2 separate regions of the Homo sapiens genome follow, and region 2 is linked to region 1. Evidence: read pairs that join two places in POLR2A ChIA-PET (ENCODE). Cell type or tissue: Panc1. All regions are shown on one strand. Links, peaks and the distances in the headings refer to the core of each region. The heading gives the core; the rest is flanking DNA. Region 1 overlaps PEDS1-UBE2V1 (PEDS1-UBE2V1 readthrough). Region 2 has its middle 14 kb from the start of SCREEM1.

Region 1 (8,727 bases), core at 3,946-6,445:
ATGTTCAGTTCCTCTGAAGCATGGGTACCAGTACTCCAGGGTATAAACACACATCCAGGCTCTAATCCACACATAAAACACTTGGCCGGGTGTGGTGGGCTCATGCCTGTAATCCCAGCACTTTGAGAGACCAAGGTGGGCGGATCACCTGAGGTCAGGAGTCTGAGACCAGCCTGGCCAACACGGCAAAAACCTGTCTCTACTAAAAATATAAAAATTAGCCGGGTGTGGTGGTATGTGCCTATAACCCCAGCGACTAGGGAGGCTGAGGCAGGAGAATCGCTTGAACCCGGGAGACAGAGACTGCCGTGAGCTGAAATCACGCCACTGCACTCCACCCTGGGCAACAGAATAAGACTCCATCTCAAAAAAACAGAAAAAACACTATTTTGGAGAACCCCAGAGGCTCAACAGTGCTCCTCGATGAGGGCCATTTTTGCCCCTCTGCTGGGAAGGGGAAGGGAGGATCAAGCGTTGCCTAGACACATTTATGGTTGCTGCAATGGAGACGGGGGTACTGCTGGCTTCTAGTGAGTAGAGGCCAGGGATGCTGCTAAACAGCCTACAACGCACATACCTAGCACTCTCATGACAAAGAAAAGAACCAGCCCTACATGCCACGTCTGAGAAACTCTGCTCTATATAACTTGACTATTGTTAGTACTTCTGTGGTCAAAGTAGAAATATTCCATGTCTAACGCTGTGGACAGCTAGACATTTGCCAGAATTGTGCAAGGAGCAGTTGGCTCAGAAGCTTTGTTTTTAGGTTTGGAGGATTTGCTTTTCTTTAAATAAACAAACAAACAAAAAAGGTGGGGGCACTATTCAAACAGCACACACATATGACTAAAACATTCAAAGAGTACAGAAGGGTATATGGTAAAAAGTAAGTTTCCTTTCCACTCCAGCCCTAGCCAGCCAGCTCCCTTCTGAAGAAGACAACCACTGTCAGCAGCTTCTTTCCCATTCCTCCAGAGGTATTCTAAGCACACAGAAGCAGTGTATGCATGAGCTCTTCCTCTGCACCCAAGGCCCCCCACTCCAACTGGCAGCATACTCTGTCTCCTGTTTTATAATTTACTTTTTCACAATATCATGGAGATCATTCCATTTCAGCACACATAAATCTGTCTCATTGTTCAACAGCTAAACAGGACATAATATGGTATACTCAAAGACAATGATGTTGTTTCCAATATTTTGCTACTACTGACAATGCTGCATGAAATAATTTTGTACACTGCCTTTGGGCAATACATTCAAGAGAAATTGGAAAGTAAATTCCTAGAAGAATTCCTGGATCACATGGTATAGACCTTTGAAATTTTGATGGAAAATGTTCTTTTGAGTAAAACAATAACAAAAACCTAATAGGGAGATGAGTTACTCAAGTGCTCTATTTAGATGCTTTAATAATTATGTGGATATTCGAGTTACACAGCAAATAGCTCATGTGCTAATCATGAAAGATTGGTCACAGGAAGCATCTACACACAGATAGTTCCTTTTATGACTTAGTTTCTGACCTTGGGGAACCAGGATAATAAAAACTACAAGGGTGAAAAGACAATAACAAGTGTTGGTGAGAATGTGGAGAAATGGGAACTTTCGGGCATTGCTAGTAGGAATGTAAAATGGTGCAGCCACTTTGGGAAACAGTTTGGCATTTCCTCCAAATGTTAAACACAGTTACCATATGATCCAGCAATTCCACTCCTAGGTATACACCCAGGGGAATTCAAAAATGTATCTCCGGCAGGGCGCGATGGCTCACACCTGTAATTCCAGCACTTTGGGAGGCCGAGGTGGGTAGATCATGAGGTCAGGAGTTCAAGACCAGCCTGGCTAAGATGGTGAAACCCCGTCTCTACTAAAAATACAAAATTAGCTGGGCGTGGTGGCGGGTACCTGTAATCCCAGCTACTCGGGAGGCTGAGGCAGAGAATTGCTTGAATCCGGGAGGTGGAGGTTGCAGTGAGCCGAGATTGCGCCACTGCACTCCAGCCTGGGAGACAGAGCGAGACTCCAACTCAAAAAAAAAAAAAAAAAAAAAAAAATAATAATAATAATAATAATAAAATATATATATATAAAATATATTATGTATGTTATATATATAATATATATAGGCTTGGAGGATTTGCTTTTATTTAAATAAAAATATATTATATATTATAATTATATATCTTATATATAATTATATGTAATATATATTACATATCATATATGTTATATAAATATACAGTATATATAATATATAACATATGCATTATATAATATATAATGCATTATATAATATATAATGCATTATATAATATATAATGCATTATATAATATATAATTATATATAATATATGTCCATCTTCAAAGGAGGAAAAATTAGGTAGCTAAAAACAACTATGTCCATCTATTCCAGCAGGTGTAGATAAAAAAATAAAAAGAAAATATATGTCCACATACAAACCTGTATATAAATGTTCCTAGAAGCATTATTTATAATAGCCAAAAGGTAGAAACAACCCAAATGTTCATCAACAAATGGAAAAACAAAATATGGCGTATCTGTACAATGGAATATTATTCAGCCATAAGAAGAATAAAAGTATTGATAGATGCTACAATATGCTTGAACCTTGAAAAAATTATGCTGAGTAAAGGAAGCCAGTCACAAAAGGCCACATACTGTAGAATTCCATTTATAATAGATGTTCAGAAAAAGCAAATTCATTGAGCTAGAAAGTAGACTGATGATTGTCAAAGATGGGAAATGGGGGATGTGGGAGGGAGAATGGGGGGTGCCTACCGATGGGTATGGGTTCCTTTTTGAGGTGATGAAAACGTTCTGAAATTAGTGACGGATGCACAACTCTGAATGTAAGACCACCGAACTGTATATTTAAAAGGGTGAATTCTATCCCAATAAAGCTGTTACCAAAAACAAATACATGGAGGACTCCTGGCATACCGTAGCTACGCATTACAACTTCCAAAGCCTCTTTTGGAAAGAGATAAACTGAAATTCAGGGTAGCCCAAGCTGTTTTAGGCAGACAGAATATTTTCAGCAGAATTTACTGATGCATTGTTTTGTGTGTTTTTTTGAAAGTGTACAATTCAGTGGTATTTAGTGTATCGCAATGTTGTACATTGGTTCAATTCTCAGTATTTTAGAACCTGTAAATCAGTAAGTTGATTAACAAATCTACTGAGTACCCCATTCTGAGTCATTTCTAGGTATTCTGGGAAGTAAGGAGGGAAGCACAGTTCTCATCCTCAAGAAACCGAAATCATTCTTAGGAAGAGAAGACATGCAGTGAAGAAGATGTCAGCATATGATGGACCTTCAGAGACAGCAAAGAAAATTATCTCCATGGAGAAACAGGATTTCTAGATTGGGTTTTCCCCGGTATTTAGCAGACGCAGAAAATTCTGGTTTTCACAGGAAAAAAAGGATAAAGAAATGAGTAAAAACAGATCAAATGTATATATTTTTAAAACTCCACAAAACTATAGGGTCACAAAATGACTTAAGAAGCAACATTAAATGGCAAAGCCAATCATTCACCATGAGTGTTGATGACCATCTGAAATGAGCATTAGTGTCCTAACACTTAACGAACATGTCACTTGTCCCTGTTCCAGCCCGGGCCACGCCCTACATGTCTTTCTGCTCTCACAGTGCTAGTGCAGAGTCCTGCACACAATCAAAAGAATGAATGTTGTCATCATCCTTAAACACAAGCAGACACAGGACAGGTCTTGCTACATTCAGGCAGAGGCCCTTACTGCTTGTCTGAAGTGTGTGTCACAGTATGGAAATCAATTTCTTGACTCCTACATCAAGTTACTACTTGATTAGTATCTTCTATAATGGTAACAGATGAAAACTCAAAATGTAAACAAAAGGGAGACACCACAGCACAGTGGTTAAGAGCACAGGCTCTGGAGTCAGATCTGGTTTGGGGGTTACCAGCTATGTGACTTTGGGCAAGAGATCTGACTCCTCTGAGTCTGTCTCCTCATCTGTGAAATGGAATGCAATTGCACCTAACAATGGGGTCTTGTGAGAGTTAAGAGACATTTCTTGAGGGTTTACTATGTGTCCTCAAAAAACGGTTGGCTGGCATTATGAAGACTGGGAACTCTCACAAATCAGGAAGGTCTGAAAGAGGCCACTTTTCCCCATCCTCATTGTCTTCGTCTTCTTTGCAAAGGCCTCTGGGTCTAGTAGTGCCTGGAATAGACCAGGAGCTGACAGGCTTGCCAGGGACCTTTGCTGAATGGCCCAAGGAACTAGGATACAGGTGCACGGCAGACCTGGGAGACAGTGAAGAAAAACCACAACTGGGAAGGCTTTCCAGAGTTAATTTGGAGACTGGCTTCAGGAATGCTGGCTATACCTAGGGCCTAGTTATTTGGTTAGCCCAGAGATTGTTCTGAACGACATCTGATGGTGCAATGACTTCACACCTCACTGTCTACATTGTCATATAAATTCACACTATGAGTCTAAACAGGTTTTTGCTTACCATTTAGAGGGGTTAAACAGCATCAGAGGAGGTTCAAATATATAAACTGAAACTGGTCAAAAAAGAATAGCCACATTTCAGAAAATATACCATTGGTGAGCTTTTTTTCCGTGATAAGGCTAATATTTTTTAAAAGGAGGCACAGTGAATTTAAGACATTGACATTTATAGCCGTAGCTCGACGCTTACTCTTGGAGGCCCAATTATCATCCCTGTCCATCTTGTAAGTGTCATGTCTTCGTCATCTTCTAGACCCCAGCTAACTGTGCCATCTCCTACTCCTTTCTGGCCTTCTTCGAGTTCTTCCAACAGTCGGAAATTGCGAGGGACTTTTACTCCTAAAATAAATGGAAAGAAATTCAAGATACCAGCAACTCCAGGGGAACTTGTAAGCCTAGAGCTAGCTGCTCATTATCTCTCCCTGGGAATCAAGATGCTAACATGCAAAAAAATCACGGAAAGTTATCACACCTCAAACTTGCTACTTATAAAGCTATCAGTATCAACCAGCACAACCAGAGGGAAGGGGCACATGGTTCTCTGACAGGTGAAGTGACTAGGGCTAGATAACCAAACTTAGAAAGATACCCCACCCCTACCCCTTGGACAAACCTCCTAAGGGGCTTACATGTCTAAATGTCTATGAATTGGGGTCAACTAGTATGAGATGAAAACCATCAATATCAGGTGCTAACAAAAGTACCTTGGAAGACAAGAGGCTAAGACTACGCTTATTTGTTGGCATGACTCTCAAACAACCTTTAGGAGGAATAGTCACCATGGATATGGGAAATAAAAATGGTATCCTCTTAATCAACTAAGAGTCAACTGAAGGCACCAAGGATAAAATATTCTATTGTTTTTCAATTATTTAAGTGATAGTTTCTCTTTTAACTTACAAAAAAGCTAAAAGGGAATAGCTGGTTCTCAATTGTTTTCCAAAAATCCCAAAGCCTGGCAAGTAGCTCTTGAAAGCAACGCATGAAAACACCTCACAGGTTCAAGCCACAGTACCGGGTTCAGGCTGAGGCTTGAGCCATTTCTAGGTGTCTTCCAGAACAGAACCTAGGTACTGGGGCCAGACAAGGGAGGGGGCTATGGGAGGAGAGAGAGATGGACTTTCCTTCTGTGCTTGGGGAACAAATCATCTCTCCTAGGGTTGCACTCCCAACCAATCCTGACTGTCTCTCCTTCCTCCATTTTCCCTGGCATATGCACTATTTTCTCTGGAAAAAACTCAGGATCCAGTCAAGTTTCAAGTTCTCTGCCTTGAATGCTGAGCTCTCAATTGGCCAGACTCTCAGAGACAAACAGGACTAACCATGTGACTGTGAAGAGAGGCTCACTGGAGGGACCCCAGATTGTGGGAGGTGTTGCCAGTATATGTATTTCCCAAAGTGTAGGACACACGCCATTAATTCAATTGGAATAAATATTTGAGTACTTAGTATACATCGGGGACTTTTCTAAGCACTGAAGAACAAGCAGTGAATAAAACAAAAATGCCTGCAGCTTACATTCTAGTAGAAGACATATAATGGACAAAAATGAATATGTAAATTATACAGTATGACAGATCCTGGTGTTCCGGAGGAGGGAGTAATACGGGAGGGGCTATACTTTTAAATGGAGGGATAAAGGAAAAGTGTTATTGCAATCAGGTGTCATAACTAAAGACCTAAAGAAGGTGAGAGGGCATGATTTATGGATAGCTGAGGAGAAAGTCTTTGAGACAGAGCAAACAAGTGCAAAGGCCCTAAAATAGAGGCTGCTTAGGGTGTCAAAGGACAGCAAGGAGGCCAATTTAGCTCAAACCAAGTGAGGAAGATGAGAGAGCAAGAGGAGATTAAGGATGCCAACTGTTACTGAGTGACATGATCTGTCTTGTTTTTAATAGGATCCCTCAGACTGCTGTGTGAGGATGAGAGTGAAGGGAGCAAGGGCAGAAGCAGCTAGGAGGCTACTGCAATAATCCTAGCAAAAGATAATACCCGTTTGGACCAGGGTGATAGCAGGAAAGTAGTGAGGAGTGGCGTAATTCTAGGCATTTCAGAGGTCTGAGCTGTGGAGATTTGCTATCAGGTTGCCTGTGAGGTGTGAGAGACAAGAGTCAACTACAGCTCCCAGGTTTTTGGTCCAAGCAACTGAAGGACAGAGTTGGTAGTGGTATGTTAGAGGACTTTCGGTGGTATGTGATTGAACACTTCGTTTTACAGTCACGTATTTATGTTTAAGAATAACTTATTTAGGGTAAGTAATATACTAACTTCCCATTTATAATAATGGTAAAAGTTTCCTTTAAAATAAATGTAAGCAAAAGAGTCAGTTGATTACAAGAAAAATATTAAATAGTACTACATATGGTATTTGAAAGGAAACAGCAAAACCTGCAAGCATACTTGAACTGCTTGTTTGGAAAACACTGGCATTTTCATCTGCACAGCAGCCAACTGGATTATTCAGCTATACTGGATTAAGTCTCCTGTAGCAAACATAAAACTGAAAGATAGTGGTGACATTATAGGCAAAAAGCCAGACAACACAACTATTGTTCAGAAAGGGTTCAATCTAAATCTTTAATAATCCTAATTAGGCTAGCGGGGGAAAAGTCACTACATTACTACTGGTTAATTTACAAGCCTGCACTAATAAAAATGAACATCAAAAGAATCATATTGATAGGAAGGCTGATGACTGAGGTACTTGTTCACAGATCGTGCTATGGGCTGGGCTGAACTGTGTTCCCCTCAAATTTATATACTTAAGTCCTAACTCCCAGTACCTCAGAATGTGACAAAACCTGCTGACACCTTGATCTTGGGCTTCTGGTCTCTAGAGCTGTGAGAAATTTGTTGTTTAAGCCCCACCCAGTCTATGGTATTTTGTTATGACAGCACTAGCAAACTCATATAGATGATAAGTGACATCTTAAGGAGCTTTATAGAGTTGGTAAGGATACAGAACAAGATGTTAACAGCTGTTATCTCTGGGTAAAAGAATTATGGATGATTCCCCCTACTTTCTCTATTTCCTGATTTTTTTACAACAATCCCATGTTATTTGCATAACAAAAAACCAATTAGGAACCATTTCAACTGCACCCCCACGCAAGGACCTACCCAGGGCCTGTGCGACTGTCATTCCTGCTGTCCAGAAGGCTCCTTCCCCTAGGAATCCATAAGCCAAGCTCCCTCAGCTTCTTTAGGGCTTTGGTTGTCCAGCACTTCATCTCAATAAGGATCAAGGGTTCTTCTCTGAGTAGGAATCTCACTTAACGGCATTCCTTAAGTGACTAACTTTTAATGGACAATGATTTTAATGTTACTAAAACTTGGTCAGCTGGGTATGGCAGCTCACACCTGTAATCCCAGCACTTTGAGAGGCCAAGACAATCGTCTGAGGCCAGGAGTTCGAGATCAGCCTGGGCAACATGGAGAAATCTCATGTCTACAAAAAAATACAAGAATTAGCTGGGCATGGTGGTGCCCACCTGTAGTCCTAGTTACTCAGGAGGCTGAGAGGGGAGGGTCACTTGAGCCAGGAAGGCGGAGGTTGCAGTGAGGCGAGACTGCACCACTGCACTCCAGCCTGGGCGACAGAGTGAGACCCTGTCTCAAAAACCAAAAATAAACAAAAAATAATAAATAAATTAGCTGGGTGTGGTGGTGCACACCTGTAGTCCCAGCTGCTTAGGAGGCTGAGACAGGAGGACTGCTTGAGCCTGGAAGGTCAAGTCTGTAGTGAGCTATGATCACGCCACTGCATTCCAGCCTGGGCAACAGAGCAAGAACCTGTCTCTATTTAAAAAAAAAAAAAAAAAAAAGACGGGGCGCGGTGGCTCACACCTGTAATTCCAGCACTTTGGGAGGCCGAGGTGGGTGGATCATGAGGTCAAGAGTTCAAGATCAGCCTGGCTAGTATGATGAAACTCCGTCTCTACTAAAAATACAAAATTAGCCGGGCGTGGTGGTGTGCACCTGTAGTCCCAGCTACTCGGGAGGCTGAGGCAGAAAAATTGCTTGAACCCTGGAGGCAGAGGTTGCAGTGAGCTGAGGTTGCACCACTGCACTCCAGCCTGAGTGACAGAGCAAGACTCCATCTCCAAAAAAAAAAAAGTGTTAAGACTGTCAAATAAATGGCAAAGTATAACAGCTTCTACAGTTAAGCCCTTCATTACTGAATGGAAGCTGTATTACACAA
Region 2 (8,727 bases), core at 5,190-7,689, 78 kb before region 1:
TTCTTTTTATTATCTTGCATGCCTTTGGTTCACTTGTTTCTTGTCTGTCTCCTCCACCTGCCAGTGAGCTCAGTGAGGGTGGGACTTCGTTCACAGCTATAGCCTCTGCCCCCAACCCAGCACACAGTAGGTGCTCAAGAAATGCTCAAGCAGTGAATGAATGAATGGACAAAGCCAGGCCGTGGAAGACAAAGAAAGCCTCAGCTTTCTTTCTGGTGACTTGGTTTCTGGCTAGCAGAGGACAGGTTTCCTGAGTTACAGATAAGCAGAAGGTCAGGTGAATCAACGATAAGGGATGATAAGGCTCCAGGACCCACCGGCTGTTCCTGCCTCCTGGGGCCCCACAGAGGAAGCTCATTTTCAGCTTACTGCAGAACCTCCAGCAGAGCCGGGGCCTGGGAGCTGGGAGCCTACTCTGACTGCCACTGCTGCGGGGTGAGAATTCTCACACATTGTAAACGCTGCCCTGGCTCCTTTCTGGCTGGGGCAGCCAGGTGGACCTGCCCTGGGCTGGACAGGAGGTTTCCAGGTCCCCAGGATGGATGGTGTGTGTGACGGGGCCTCCCAGACCCCAGGATCCTCTTCCTGGGGGCGGGGCTTGGGCACTGGGTTCCCACAGATAGAATAGCTTAGAGCTCAAGGGTGAGCCAGCTGCCTGGGTTCAAATCCTGGCTCAGCCATTTAGAATTGGGCAAGCTATTCCAGCTGTACTGTGGTCCTCACTGTAAAAAGCTATAATAGTAGAAGTGTGTAAGAATACAGTACCTGGGCCTAGTTCGGGGCTCTGATCAGCTCCTGTGCCATAGATCCCTTTTTTATTATACATTTAGATTCATGTGTGTGTGTGTGTGTGTGTATATATATATATATATATATATTTTTTTTTTTTTTGAGACAGAGTCTCGCTCTGTTGCCCAGGCTGGAGTGCAGTGGGGCAATCTCAGCTCACCACAACCTCCACCTCCCGGGTTCAAGCAATTCTCCTGCCTCAGCCTCCTGAGTAGCTGGAACGACAGGCACGCACCACCATGCCTGGCTAAATTTTAGTAGAGATGGAGTTTCACCATGTTGGCCAGGCTAGTCTCAAACTCCTGACCTCGTGATCCGCCCACCTCAGCCTCCCAAAGTGCTGGGATTATAGGCATGAGCCACCACGCCCAGCCTTAGATTTACCTTTATAAATGAAATTGTATAGCATTAAAGTAAAACATTATATTAAACTAAAGTCATTAAAATATTTAATAGCTGAATGTTTGATATGGTGACAGCTGTGCTTTTTGGTTTTTGTTTATTTATTTATTTTTGAAACAGGCACTTACTCTGTTGCCCAGGCTGGAGTGCAGTGGAATGATTATGGCTCACTGCAGCCTCCACCACCCAGGCCCAAGCAATCCTCCCACCTCAGCTCCCTGAGTAGCTGGGACCAGAGGCCCACACCACCACACCCAGATAATTTTTTGTATTTTTGGTAGAGACAGGGTTCACCATGTTGCCCAGGCTGGCCTCAAACTCCTCAGCCTCCCAAAGTGCTGGGATTACAGGCGCAAGCCACCATGCCCAGCCAACTATGGTAATTTTGAAATCAGGAAGAGGACGAATGCTCTTTCTATGACACTGTAAAGAGACATGGACAAAGGATTTCTGATTGACAAAGCCACCGTCCAGCTACTGCCACTGTGGTTTCCCACGTCTGCTCGTAAGGGAAGGAAATGCCAAATTCCAGTTGGCGGTTAGTGAAAATCAGGACATCCCTTTTTTTCCCCCAGTCCAAGTTCACAGATCCCTGAATTCTCTTCGAGGGCCCTGGAGGTGGTGGTGAGTGATAGGATCTCACTGGGGATGGTGCAGGTGCCCAGAAGGAGGGGAGTCAGATGGGGGCTCCCTCAGGGGTTTGAGCTGGAGTGCTGAGTGCCCAGTGTAGGTGGCCTGGGTTGGAATCGGTCTCTGCCCACACTCCCTGGAGACCTCGGCCAGTGGCTGCTGGTCTCCAGGCCTCCTCTGAGGAATGGCCTCCTCGGCCTCTAGGGTTGAATAAGGAGGAGGTGGGACAGCGTGTGGCCTGTGTTGGCACAGGGGTCTGGGCTCTTGATAGAGGGGTTGGGGGAGAGGCCGTCCTGTGCCTTGGAGGGGGCCCCTTCCCCATCCAATGGCCTCTCCGAGGTCTGGGCCTGTGTGGAAGTCACCGTTTTGTGTTTGTGTCATCTGGGTAAGCTGGTGTGTCTTTGTGTGTTGGGGTGGATGTGTGTGTGTGTGTGCAGGTGTGAGTGTAGGGGCACATCTAGGAAGGGTGTCAGGCAGTGTGAGTCAGCGTGTTGTGTGTGGCTGTGTGTGTGAGCAGGGGTCCGTTCTGAGAGTGCGTTGTGTACGTGTGTGTCAGGGTTTGGTATGGCGTTCACTGGTGTGTGTGTGTGAGTTGAAAGTCTCTGGTGTTAGTTGATGGGAGTGAATGTGAGACTGTGGGTGTATTTGGGGACGTGGGGGGTGGACTGATGTGTGTGTGTGAGCACACATGCAGCAGGGTTGGTGGGCGGTGTCCAGTGTGTGTCTGTGTGAACGTGTGTGGCCCTGTCACCGCCGGCTCCAGGCCCAGCCACATAAACTTCACACCCCTGCGGGCGGGCTCCAGCGGCCCCGCAGCAGCCGCGTAGGGCAATGGGAAGCAGATGGGCCAGGAAGGAGGCCATATGGGGCTGGGGGTGGGGGCGCATTCCTCCCTCCCAGGGCCGCCAGGAAGCCCCCTGCCTGCCGGCCCCCCCATCGGGGTGGGAGCTAGAACTGACACAGTAACAAATGTCCTGTAGCCAGCGTGGAGTCAGCGTGGAGCCGGCATGGAGGCAGCCCCCGCCCCACAGCGGGGGGTAGAGAGAGAGAGTATAAATGAGGGGGATCCAGGAGATGCCGGCGGGGAAGATGCTGCCCTGATAAGCCACACCTGACCCCACGGCTGTGCACCCTTGGGCGCCGCACATACCCCCTCCGGGCCCATTTCCTTGGCAGGGTGGCTGTTGGGGATGGAATATAGGGACGTTCCCCCCACCCCCCACCGCGCCCCCTCGTCCCCTCCCCCCCTCCCCCCGCCTCCGTTTCCAGACCAGGGTAGGACCCTAACTCCAGAAACCCTGGTAGATGTCAACAGCAACAGGGTAAGGAGCTGCTAACCTGGAACTTGACTGCATTCCGGCGCTGGGGAGTGGCGAAGAGGTGGGCTCTGGAGCCAGGTCTGCCTGGGTTCCAGTCCGTGCTCTGACACTTCCTGACTGTGTAACTATCATCTGGCAAGTCACCTCCTCTGTGTCTCAGTTTCTTCTCTGTAAAGTGGAGGTAATAATAAGAGCACCTCCCTCCCCGCAGGCGGTGATGAAGGAAGTGCTTGCTCATCCTAGGCCAATCCCAGGTTTTGGCCAGGCTTGGGGCTTCGTAAATGTTAGCTACAAGCACCAGCTCCTGGGGGCTTCCCACACCCCCAGGAGGTTGCCTGGACGTACTTTGCAGAGGAGACCAGAGAGGTCAGGTACTCGCCAGTTCACACAGGGTTTAAGGGGCAGAGATGGGTTCAAACCCAGGCCTTCCATCCCCGGCGCCTGCTCTCCTCACCACTCCTCAGGGAGCATGGCTGGCGCCTCCCTTCCCACCCTCTCCAGCTCCGCCCCTGCCCTGTCTAGGGTGAGCTGCTGGGCTGTTTCTTGTCACATCCAGATGAGAGCAGAGGCTGGGGCCCTCTTCCAGCTGAGACAAGGTCCAGGAGGTCGCTGGAAAGGCGGCAGGCTCCTCCCACTGTAACCCTGGCCCCGACGGTGGGAGCCAGCCCTGACTTTCAGGCCCTAATTAGATTTAGGCAGCTCTGGGTGCAGACCCTGGCTCCCCTCTCCCTGCTGTGTGACCCAGGGCAAGGGCCTGGAGCACTCAGAGCCTCAGGGGTATCCGGGGACAGGGTAGCAGGGACTCAGCCATGGGGAAACGGCAGCGACTGTTCTTGCAGCGAGTGTCTGATGAACGGCCCCTATTAGTTCCCCCCTCGTGGAGGTCGAGATCAGGCAGGGCCGGAGTGGAGGGAAGGGCTTAGAAGCAGAGCTTGCTCTGGGTGGCTTTGGCCTGGTCTGTTCACCTCCTCCAAGGCTCCCTTTCCTGTTTCCCAAAGCAACATCATCAGGCAGGTTTGTCGGGAGGCTTAACAGGATCATGTGAAAGCACTTGGCACATGCTAGGTGCTCAACCAGTGCTGTGTTGGCTTCTCTGTCTCTCTCTCTCTCTTTCTCTCTCTCTCTCTTTTTTTTTTTTTTTTTAATTGAGACAGGGTCTCACACTGTCACCCAGGCTGGAGTGCAATGGTGTGATCATAGCTTACTGCAACCCCCACCTCCCAGGTTCAAGGGATCCTCCTGCCTCAGTCTCCTGAGTAGCTGAGATTACAGGCATGGGCCACCACGCCCAGCTAATTTTTGTATTTTTATTTTATTTTATTTTTTGGAGACAGAGTCTCGCTCTGTCGCTCAAGGTGGAGTATAGTGGCAAAATCTCAGCTCACTGCAACCTCCACCTCCCTGGTTCAAGCAATTCTCCTGCCTCAGCCTCCCAAGTAGCTGGGACTACAGGCACCCGCCACCATGCTTGGCTAATTTTTGTATTTTTAGTAGAGACGGGGTTTCGCCATGTTGTCCAGGCTGGTCTGGAACTCCTGACCTCAAGCGATCCACCCACCGCCACCTCCGAAAGTCCTGAGATTACAGGCCTGAGCCACCGTGCCCAGCCAGTGGCTTCTCTCCTATTCTTGTCCCTTGTGGGCCCTTGTAGGGACATCTGTTTTAAGTTCCCACCCAGCATGGACTCTCCTTTCTCTGTGCCTCAGTCCAAGGGTTTTGGGTGGGGCATGCACTCAGTACTGACCAATCAGGACAACTGCATCCTCTCAGCCAATGAGAGACAGGCCTGGGATTTTTGCTGGACCCATGGGGAAAGAGGCACTTCGTTTCTATTGGGGTTGCTAAATGGGCTGGGTGGAATCCTGGACTTGGGGGTTCATCCTGCCTTGTTGAGGAGAGGCTTGGCTGAGTGGAGGCTGCAAAGATGGAGAGGAGGCAAGTCCCACGGATGAAATGTGAATGCCCAGATGCAATCATGCCTGGGACTGTTGTTGATTCCTGCTTTGTGGGAGAGAAACTGAGGCCAAATCCAAGGTCACAGAGCCAGGAAGGGGGCAGAACTGGGATTTGAACCCAGGCCGACTGGCGCCAGTGGCTGTGTCCTTAACCTCCAGACTCTACAGAGGCCTTTGGTATAAATCCCTCCCTGTAGCCTGAAATCCTCACCCAGCCTAGTTTTTGAGCTCAGCTATTTCTGAGCTTCCCAAGGGAGAATGTTTTCTGCCTCTGGCAGAAAAATCGGGAGAAAATGAAAGCCCTGTGGTCTGGCTGCAAACTCAATTTGGGCAAGCTTGGGACAAATGAAAATTCTTTCCTTCTTTCGTTCTTCCTCTTTCTCTCTTTCTCCTCTTTCTTTCTTTCTCCCCCTCCCTACCTCCTCCTTTCCTTCCTCTCTTCCTCCATCCATCCCTTCCTTCCTCTCTCTTCCTTCCCTTCTCCCTCCTTCCTTCCCTCCCTCCCTCCCTCCATTCCTACTCCTTCCCTCTATCCTTCCTCCTAACCCCTTCCTCACTCTCCTTCCTGTCTGAAATAAACCAGAGCTTACTCCAGCCCATCTCACATCCTGGTCCTGCTCTCACCTCTGCCTGGATGACTTGCATCTCTGCCCAGTTCCAAGCCTAGTTGGCCATGTTGGGCCCCAGTACAGCCATCACCAGTGACACCTATTAAAATGCAGATCCCTGGCAGGGCGCAGTGGCACATGTCTGTAACCCCAGAACTTTGGGAGGCTGAGGCGGATGGATCACCTGAGGTCAGGAGTTTGAGACTAGCCTGGCCAACATGGTGAAACCCCATCTCTATGAGAAATACAAAAAATTAGCCGGGTGTGGTGGCACATTCCTGTGATCCCAGCTACTTGGGAGGCTGAGGCAGGAGAATTGCTTGAATCCAGGAGGCAAAGGTTGCAGTGAGCCAAGATTGTGCCATTGCACTCCAGCCTGGGCAACAAGAGCGAAACTCCGTCTCAAAAAAAATAAATAAAATGCAGATCCTGGGGCCCCACACCAGCAGATGCATATTTGTGCGTTTGGGGCAAAGGCAGAGGAGATGAACACCCAGTGGACATTCAGATGCAGGTGGTTCTTGGGACACTGGGTGTCTAGGGTCTTGTAGGGCCTGGAAGACCAAGGTTAAAGGTTGTGCTTAGGGGCCAGCCATGATGGTTCATGTCTGTAATCCCAGCACTTTGGGAGGTCAAGGCGGGTGGATCACCTGAGGTCAGGAGTTCAAGACCAGCCTGGCCAATATAGTAAAATCCCATCTCTACTAAAAATACAAAAAATTAGCCTGGCGTGGTGGCAGATCTCTGTAATCCCAGCTACTCGAGAGGCTGAGGCAGGAGAATTATTTGAACTCGGGAGGCTGAGGCAGGAGAATTGCTTGAACCTGGGAGGCGGAGGTTGCAGTGAGCCAAGGTTGTGCCACTGCACTCCACCCTGGGCAACAAGAGCAAAACTTCATCTCAGAAAATAAAAGAAACTGAGTTTCAGAGTGGTCAAGCTTCTTGCCCGAGACCACACAGCTGGTGGGTGGCAGAGCTGGGACTTGAACCCAGGCATCTGGCTCCAGACTCTGTGCTCTTACTGGTACTGTAGGAAGCTTTAGTTTTGCTTATTTTATTCACTGCTGCATCTCCAGTGCCTGCCTTGTGCTGGGTCTTAATAAAGATTTGTTGAATGAATGAATGGATGGATGGATGAATAGATTGCTCATTGAAGGGAGTTGACTCAATTAGTAGGTGTTCTGCAATTGCTCTTTCTCTCCTAAATATGTTGTCTAGGCTGGTCTCGAGCTCCTGACCTCAAGCCATCCACCCACCTCGACCTCCCAGAGTGCTGGGATTACAGGCGTGAGCCACCGTGCCTGGCCGGGAGATCTTAGAGCAGTGCTAATCCTGTAGCAGAGTCCTGGCCTTCTCTTTCCACTCTGTGTAGCAGGGATAGTAGCAATCCCACTGCTCAGGGCTGTCATGACTTAAGTGAGACAGTGCCAGGGCTGTGCCCAGCACAGGAGTATATGCTCCATGAGCCGTAACAGGTTTGATCAGTTTCCCAGGCTCTTCTTTACTCTGATTTCCTTGTCTGATCCTATCTCCCTCTCAGGCCAAACAGGGCCACACATGGTGCCAGGCACACAGTAGTTGCTCAGGGAAGAAGGATAGCTACATGAGCGCTTGCTGTGCGCTAGGCTCTTTTTAAACACTCATGATCTGATCTACTTCTTCCAACAGCCAACAAGGAATGGACCCAGTGTTTGGCCCAGCAGACCCTCCATAAATGTTTGTTGAGTGACTGAATGAAACAGCGCTGGCTACATTGGCAGAGTGCCTGGCACAAGCTCTGCCAGCCTCCTACCTGCTGCCAGCTCACAGACAGGCCTGGGTTTCTACATCTGCCAGCGCTGCCAGGAGATGAACTGGCCTTGGGGGAGGTAGTTCCCGGCTGTGGAGCCCGAGGGAGCAAAGCTGCAAAGGAGGATTTTCCTCCACGCAGTTCAGCCTGGGCTGAGTAATTGCTCACTGGGTCTTGGTCCAGCGGCGGCCAGGGCAGGTAGGCATGGGGCTGCAGGAGTCACCAGTTGATAGCCAAGCCTGGAGTTCTGCCAGCCACAGCTCTAGGGCCCCTGGATGACAGCAGCATCCCGGAGATGCCACCATGAGCTCAGAGGGGTCCCATCACTTCTCTGAGCCTCAGTCTCTTGGTTGGCAGTTGCCCCAGCTCCATGGGGCTGTGTGAGATTTGAAGGGGTCCTGTATGTGAGGCTGGGACAGGTGTTATGATTGTGTGGAGGGCAGAAGCTGCCTGGAAGTGTGAAAAGGCCTCGACCTCAGATGCAGACAGGCCTGGAGGGCCTTGGGTGAGTCATTTCCCTCTGCAAGCCTCGGCTTCCTCCAGCCTGCTGTCATGAGCCAAAGAAAGGAGAAAGATGGTTCTCAAAAGCAGGAACTTTTGAACCATAAGTGAGAAAAGAGTAATAACCGTAGTAATAATGCCTATAAAAAAGGGCTTTCAATCACTCATTCATTTGTTTTTGTTTTTCTTGTTGTTGTTTTTGTGAGACAGAGTCTCACTCTGTCACCCAGGCTGGAGCACAGTGGCGCAATCTTGGCTCACTGCAACTTCCGCCTCCTGGGTTCAAGCAATTCTCCTGCCTCAGCCTCCCAAGCAGCCAGGACTACAGGCATGCACCACCACACCCGCTAATTTTTGTATTTTTAGTAGAGATGGGCTTTCACCATGTTGGCCAGGCTGGTCTCAAACTCCTGAACTCAGGTGATCCGCCTGCCTCGGCCTTCCAAAGTGCCGAGATTACAGGTGTGAGCCACCGCGCCTGGCCTATGAGAGTCCATTTTTATGTTCTCCATATTGTCGCTTGATGCTGTTTCTCCAGCTGCCTTTTTGGTGTCAGATTCACAAAGAAATATTGGCAATCTTAAAATTTACATTGATTCAATTGATTAAAGTGCCAGAGGACCAAAACATATGTTAGAGTATTTTTGAGTTTTCTCATCTGTCACACTTCTGTTCTTTGCCATATGTGAGTTTAATTCTTTAATATATTCACTAAAATGTTTTGTTTAATGTAT

The links. Peaks named below come from ENCODE experiments on the same cell type or tissue, not always from the same donor. Only the 100,000 strongest peaks of a DNase experiment are listed, where the experiment ranks them.
Region 2: POLR2A ChIA-PET joins it to region 1 with 7 read pairs; 5 of 35 experiments call an interaction of 5 or more read pairs at or near these places.

Annotation. Positions count from the first base shown.
Region 1 is chr20:50,091,956-50,100,682 of GRCh38, forward strand. PEDS1-UBE2V1 (PEDS1-UBE2V1 readthrough) reads right to left here. Exons shown (of 8, transcript NM_199203.3): 6 at 4,717-4,865. It overlaps UBE2V1 (ubiquitin conjugating enzyme E2 V1), which reads right to left. Exons shown (of 4, transcript NM_001032288.3): 2 at 4,717-4,865. Among named protein-coding and RNA genes, the nearest start is that of UBE2V1, 17 kb to the right of the region's middle. RefSeq lists an enhancer at 7,307-7,970. In Panc1, for the core only: no CTCF peak of the experiment used is centred there; no DNase peak of the experiment used is centred there.
Region 2 is chr20:50,012,488-50,021,214 of GRCh38, forward strand. No RefSeq gene overlaps it. Among named protein-coding and RNA genes, the nearest start is that of SCREEM1, 14 kb to the right of the region's middle. RefSeq lists an enhancer at 3,297-4,024. In Panc1, for the core only: no CTCF peak of the experiment used is centred there; no DNase peak of the experiment used is centred there; H3K27ac peaks cover 320 bases.